Linked DNA regions of Homo sapiens: region 1 is linked to region 2. Evidence: chromatin contacts called from ENCODE Hi-C or POLR2A ChIA-PET data. All regions are on one chromosome and are shown on one strand. Each heading gives the region's core, a stretch centred on a gene start or an enhancer-like site at or near the end of the contact. The rest is flanking DNA. Distances are from core to core; before and after follow the strand shown.

The links. Hi-C counts contacts between places; a loop is a spot of excess contacts on that map. ChIA-PET counts read pairs that join two places held with the same protein, here RNA polymerase II (POLR2A). Pooled maps may share reads with other maps.
Region 1: a map of heart right ventricle shows a loop between it and region 2 (8-fold over the local background). The contact joins the promoter of CAGE1 here to the promoter of RREB1 in region 2. A Hi-C loop is called at or near these places in 2 of 168 maps with a recorded cell type or tissue (heart right ventricle and naive thymus-derived CD4-positive, alpha-beta T cell), 1 of 37 single-sample maps with no recorded cell type and 13 of 50 pooled maps. POLR2A ChIA-PET finds 5 or more read pairs at or near these places in 1 of 52 experiments (HEK293).

The regions. Positions count from the first base shown.
Region 1 is chr6:7,388,248-7,391,405 of GRCh38, forward strand. CAGE1 (cancer antigen 1) reads right to left here and starts at 1,495. Exons shown (of 14, transcript NM_001170692.2): 1 at 955-1,495. RIOK1 (RIO kinase 1) reads left to right here and starts at 1,561. Exons shown (of 17, transcript NM_031480.3): 1 at 1,561-1,826. The coding sequence starts at 1,756. RefSeq lists enhancers at 1,174-1,233, 1,244-1,293, 1,424-1,843, 1,447-2,233.
Region 2 is chr6:7,106,173-7,109,239 of GRCh38, forward strand. It overlaps RREB1 (ras responsive element binding protein 1), which reads left to right and starts at 1,789. Exons shown (of 13, transcript NM_001003699.4): 1 at 1,789-1,888. RefSeq lists an enhancer at 598-657 and silencers at 1,008-1,487, 1,548-1,767, 2,558-3,047.

The sequences.
Region 1 (3,158 bases), core at 245-2,744, 280 kb after region 2:
GCTCTACTCAGATCAGGCTCATTTCCCTGCAGACAGATAATGTTCCTTACGAATTAAGCTTCAGTCATCTGCCCTGGCACGTGCTTCTCTCCTAAAACCTTCCCATCTACCCATTCATCTATTTTCAAAATTCCTACAATGTCTTCAGTCTCTAAATCTCTATCTTACAATTCAGCACTTGGTGATTTCGTTTACTGTTTTAGAGCTTCACCACTGTTTCAAGGGTGTTAGTGTTTGTGTTTACAGATCATAAATGTCTTGAGAGGAGCATACTTAGGGCTTTCCAATATCCCCTACTGCAAATGGACCAGTGCTGTCTACACAGCAAATATTGATTGAATAAAACCTGCATTCCAATGACTTATTTCTATCAAGCTCTTTCAATTTATAGTCATTACTCATCTGCCTGGATTCTTTTATTGAATTTCTGAATGAATAGTTTATTGAAAATTAGTTGTTTTCAAACCTATGTCATCACTTGGTAAAATATAAAAAAGTAAGCCAAGCAGACCAGTCAGGATCAGTGAAAGGCCCAACTTTATGCTCACTTCTCCCTTGTCTTTCAAATAATGCTGCCTGGATTGTGGTGAGATCTGAAAAATTCTTGCTTTGTTTTCCCAATGCAAAAAAGCGCAAAGGCCTTGTTTCTTAGTTTTCTTGTTTGTGAACCCAGCACTTCCAATTACATTTCTACAACTTTGTTCATCCCTCATGTGGCACTGCACAATCTGCCAGTTTACCTTTTTAATTTAAAGTTAGACTATTTTTTCCATCTTTCATTTGTCCTTACAGGTTTATGTTGGATTTTTAACATATTTATCAAATGTTTGAATAGATGTTCCAGAGACATTCTAAAGCTGTTTTAAGATAGGAGTTAAAAGAGGTGTCACGGGAGTTACTCGCAAAAACTATAGTTTTGTTTAAAAGCTTTTTCAGTTGTAAGACAAACTTTACCTTTTTAAAAAGCACTTATCTCATTCATTTTTCACCTCAAAACGAGACACCAAACTTTTTAAGACACAAAAGTGTGCTCACTTCCAGGATCCATAGTTTCTTGGACCCACGCTACGGACCTGGCTCTCCCTCCCTCTGCACCGGGTTTTGTGGGAGGGAGAACGCTTTCCAACCTCCTCCACCAAGGACTCTCACAAACTCGCAATCGGGCTCCCGGAGTGCTGGAACGCCCCTGTGTGACGTCCGCCCGCGCCGGGGGAACTCCGCAGAGACAGGTGCAGCCCGCGAGGCCCGAGCGACCCTACTGTGGGTGCGGTGTCTTCCCAGAGAGTGGTGAAGTTAGGAAGGTACGACCCCCTAGGCCGAACAGCCTGTGGGCTAGCTGGCGCCTCCTGCCGCAGTAAACACAAAGTGGGGTACAGAAACGAAAACTCCGGGAAGAAACGGCCAGCACGGGCCTCGCCGTGCCGGCTACTCAACACGCCTTCCTGAGAGCACAGAACATCCACAGCCCTATACAGCGCGCCATCCAGAGAGCTCCGGACTCCCAGCTCGGCGCAGGGGCGGGACTTCCGCTCAAGTCAGACTTCCGGGCGAGGCGGTGAGGGGCTTCCGGTTGGGGTGGCAGGGTGGTGGATCTGTCGGTCCCGTTTTCCCGTCGCACGTGGTGGCCACTGTTGGCTTCTGAATGGTTTGCAAGGCGGATATCCACGCCAAGGCCTTTGGATCGGCCGTGGGTACATCCGTCTGAGCCGTTCCTTTCCATCGCAGAGCGGCGGCCTCCGGCGGCGCTCTCCAGTCATGGACTACCGGCGGCTTCTCATGAGCCGGGTGGTCCCCGGGCAATTCGACGACGCGGACTCCTCTGACAGGTAGGCGGCCGTACAGTGCCCTGGCTCTGGGTACGGCTCTCTCCTTGACCGCCCCCTTGGGGTGTGGACTCTTGTTTGCGGTTTAGAGGGAGACTAGTGGTTCATCACTCAGCGTCTCTCTTGACAACCCTTTGCCTGTTTCTGCATCCCAGCTGGGTTTTTCTCCCAGTTCACGCGGCAGAGTTAAGTGAAAGCTACTTGTCAAGGGAGTCTGCGGTTCTCAGGTCGGTTAGCGTCACTGGGAGGCAGAGTTGGGGATAGCGATTAGGAAACATGGGTTTTTGCGTTTTAACCACATTTAGCGTTCAACAAATACTTACTAAGCACTTAATATGTACCACGTTCTGTCCTGGGCGCCGGAGGTAACAAGAAGAACCAACTTCCTGCTGTCATGGAACTTTACCTTCTACGTGAAAGAGAGGGCACACCATTTAAAAACCAAATAATGATGTAGACTATGCAAATCGTTTGATATACCAAGTGGTGACTGAATGGGTAGGGAAAGGTTAAGTCCAGATTTGAATGACAAGGAGCTAATCCTGGCAAGAGCAGAGGGAACAGCATTTCACACAGAAGGGACAGCAAGAGCAAAGGCCCCGAGGCCAGAGTGCCTAGAGCACAGTGGAGGTAGTTGAGAAGATTGGTAGGGTGATAGAGAAGTAAGAAGGGGGGCCAGATCATGGAGACCTTTACAAGTGATGGTGAAAAGTTCAGATATTAATGTGGGTCTTATGGAAAGCCATAGGAGGGATTTTAGCAGAAGAATGACATTATTTGCTTGGTGATTTAAAGGAATCATTCTTTCTAGGTAGATGATGTTCATGGAGGGTGGGAGTGGAACAGAGAGACCAGTTCAAAAATAATAAGGTAATCAGATTCAAAGATGGTGGGGACTAGAGCCCAGATCCTAAAGATATGTCTTGGAGGTAGAAGTGGCAGCGTTTGGTGGTAGACTGGACGTGGAGTCTGGGGAAAGAGGGATGAAGGATAACTCCTGCCTAAAAGCAAAATGAAACATATTGGAGTTATTTTGGAATTCCAAGAAAACAGCTTGTACTTTATGTTTACAGTAAGGATTCATCACATGCGGATTTTGTTAATTATTGGGGATGTTTTCAATAAATATATGTATGTTGAATGCTTTCTGTGAGTCAGATCTAGTCTTAGGTGGTAGGGAGGCATTGGTAAATACCATCCTGAATGACACAGAGCTTGCACCCTAGCAGGGGAAACCGATATTATTAAATAATTAGACTATTTGTATTCGAATTGGGTAAGTAGTACAAAGGAGAAGTGGGGGAAAAATAGGGAAGACTTCCTTGAGCAAGTGAT
Region 2 (3,067 bases), core at 539-3,038:
TCATATCAGACCTAAGGGTCCAGCTGCTTTTCCTTGGTTCTAAAGAGTTCTATTCTGGCCAGGACCCATCCCGAGACAGACACTTCTGTCTGCAGCCCTGAAAACTAGAGGTCAATGGAAGGGCTCAAATTAAAGGCCCACAGTTGGGCTTACAACTCTCCATGGTGTTCAAGCCTTCTCAGAGGAGCTGGTGTGGTGGAGCCAGGGTCAAAGGTCATAGTAAATAGAAAGTAGCCAGCTTTCTGCCTGCATAACATCATCTTGCCTAACCAGACTCAAACGCTTAATTCTACTGTAGTATTCTTTGGACATTCTTCTTTAGAACTACGGGGGCGGGGGGGGGGGGGCGTGTTTATTTTCAACAACCACAATCATCCTTATCTTTCTGAAGATGTTTCCAAAGGCTGAGAACAGACCCCTTTCAGAACCTCGGTAGGAGAAGTATTAACAGTTGGAAACATGTCAGCTGCTTTATGGAGGAAGCACAGCCCAGGCCTGGTTTCTCTGGGCTCCGTGATAACTTGGGGCAAGGCAGCCAGTGCGAAGCGTGGTGGCAGGAGCTGGAGAGATGGAGAGCGGCTCGGAGAAGGGCCCCTGCTTTTCAGAGTTGAAACAGGAGCCCTCTGAGAGAAAGAGATACTGCGTGTGGCTTCTCTGAAGCCTTGGAGGGCGACGTGGATGACACAGCATCAGCCATTCCATCGCGGGGTGGGGACACAGTGGCGGCAGGAACCGTCCTCAGCCCCTGGCGGCCACGGCAGTTCCCCGCTGAAGCATCCTTTGTGGGGTGTGGGTAAGGGAGGGGGACCAAAGTCGGGTCGGAGTTGAGTTTGTTAGACGGCGAGCACACTCAGGGCGGCAGCCCGAGTAAGAAGGATGGCCCCGGGAGAGAAACGGCTCGAAGCTAGGGGCGGGGTGAAGCGCCTGCTCCTTAATCTCCTGCCCCATCATCCACTCGCCCCACCTGGATGCAGAGCGAGGACCGCGTGGAAAGGAAACGGCGCGGGCGGGGCTCCCCCTCGCAGATGCCTCGGAGACCCAGAGGGGCGGCGTCAGGCCAGGGCCCCGAGCCCTACGCCCCCCATCCCCCCAACTCCAGCGCCTCTGAGGTGCCCCTCTCGCAATTCCGAGGCATCACCGTGTCTCCCCCGCCTCCGTTAAAATAGTGAAACTGCGGAGTGAAGTGATGGAAAGCCGGGGGCGGGGAGTCGCCCGCGGCGAGGGGCTGCAGGGGAGGGGGCGCGGTGGCCGAATAAGGTGGCCCGCGAGCAACGGGACGATTGGGATCGCAGCCAGTCGCGGCCTCCCGGACCCTTCCCCTCGGGCAGCCCGGCCCTCCCATGGCCCGGGGCGCCTTGGGAGGGCGTAGGGCAAACCTGGGGCTGCGGTGGGGGGTGGGGAGGGGACTCCACCTCCATCCATCCCGGGATGGCAACTGCGGTCACCCTGCTAAAGTCGGGGCGGGGGCGGCGGTCCTCCCCCTCACCCCCCCCAGTCCGAGCGCCGCCGCCGCCGCCGCCGCCGCCGCCGCGGCCGCTCAGTAACACGTCCCCAGGAGACTCGCAGGAGCAACACGTGATGTGTCTACTTATCAGGGTGAGAGGGGGAGAGCGAGACTCCGAGCGTGCGGGCGAGGAAGCTGGGCGGGGGGCCGAGACGGGGGCCGGGACGACGGCTGGGGCGCCGGGGTCGCCAGCTCCTCGCCCACCTCCCTCCCTGTGGGAGAAGAGGAGGAGGGGAAGTGACTGCGGAGTTGATGAACTTTGCACATCCAGAAACGCCATTTTGATTCCTTTTCCGGAACAAGTTTGCATCTCTCCTCGGTCTCTCCCTGAAGCCCACCGGTCCCCAACGCATCATGCCAGGGAGCCAAGCGTCCTGCCCGGCCGTAAGTACGTGCCCCGGATTCCGACTCGCGGTACGCCGGCGGCAGCGAGAAGTCTGGGGCACAGCCGGAGCGACCTTTTAAAGAACTTTGGGGATGGGGAGGGTGAAGTCTGCAGAGCGCGTTGTACTTTTGAAACTCGGTGTGTCCCGGAGCCGGGGACCCGCACGCCCCACTCCGCGCAGCGTGCGCTCGGGCCGGCGGGGCGGCCAGGGATGAGCGGGGCAGCCCTCTCCCCTCGGGCTGCGCGCCGGGCCATTCCTCCTCCTCCTCCTCCTCCTCCCCTTCCTCCGCTCTTTTCCCTTTCCCGAGCCGCCGGCTCTGCCAACCAGCTCCCAGCGCGAGCCGCCGCAGCGCCCCGCCAGCAGGACCTGATGCGCATCCATATTAGCCGTCCGAGCGCAGGAATCCGGCCCGACCCGCGCCGCCGAGTTTATTTTTAACCAGCACCGCCGGGACTCGGATGGTGCGCGCACCGCCGGCCAGAAACATCTTCCCAGCGCTGCTCTCCATCTTCCGCCCTCTCTCCCTCGACATCCTCCCCCCCATGTGGGAGGGGAAACTTTTCTCCTACATACTTTCGAGTCCTTCTCGGGCCGGGAAGCGCGGAGATGACGGCGCCCGCCCTCCCGCCGCCGCCCTAAGGTATCCGGGGGTGCCTGCCCGGGGTGCTCGCGCGGGGGTGCCTGCTCGGGGCTGCTCGGTGGGAGCATCCGCCGCGCCCTGCTCTGCGGACTTTGAACCTCCCGGGCGGACGGCGCCGGCCGGGAGGGGGCCGCGGGCAGCCCCGCGCCCTCGCGGGTTCCCGGCTGGCGGTCGTGGTCACGCCGACCACCGCCCCGGGGGGCCTGGGGAGGAGGGGACCGGGCCCTAGCCGTGCGGGCACGTATTGTTCCCTCGCCCTTCCGTTGGCGGGGTGAGTGTTTTCGTGGGAGCCCTCGGTGTGGAGCTAGCCTGCCTCGCGGGCGGGGGGGGTGGGGGGCTCGGCGCCGTCACGAGCACAGGAAGGAGGCCGGGAGCATCCGAGGCGGGGCCGGCCGCCGGGGCCCGCTCCGCCGCCCAGCTGTGGAGCGCGCTCGGAAACTTTTGTCCGCCGCCCGCTGGACCAGTTTTTCACGAGTTCTGGGGCTTCCCTTCCTCCTCCCATCCCGGCCCCCGGCGTCTAGCTGGGTGGGGGGAGGG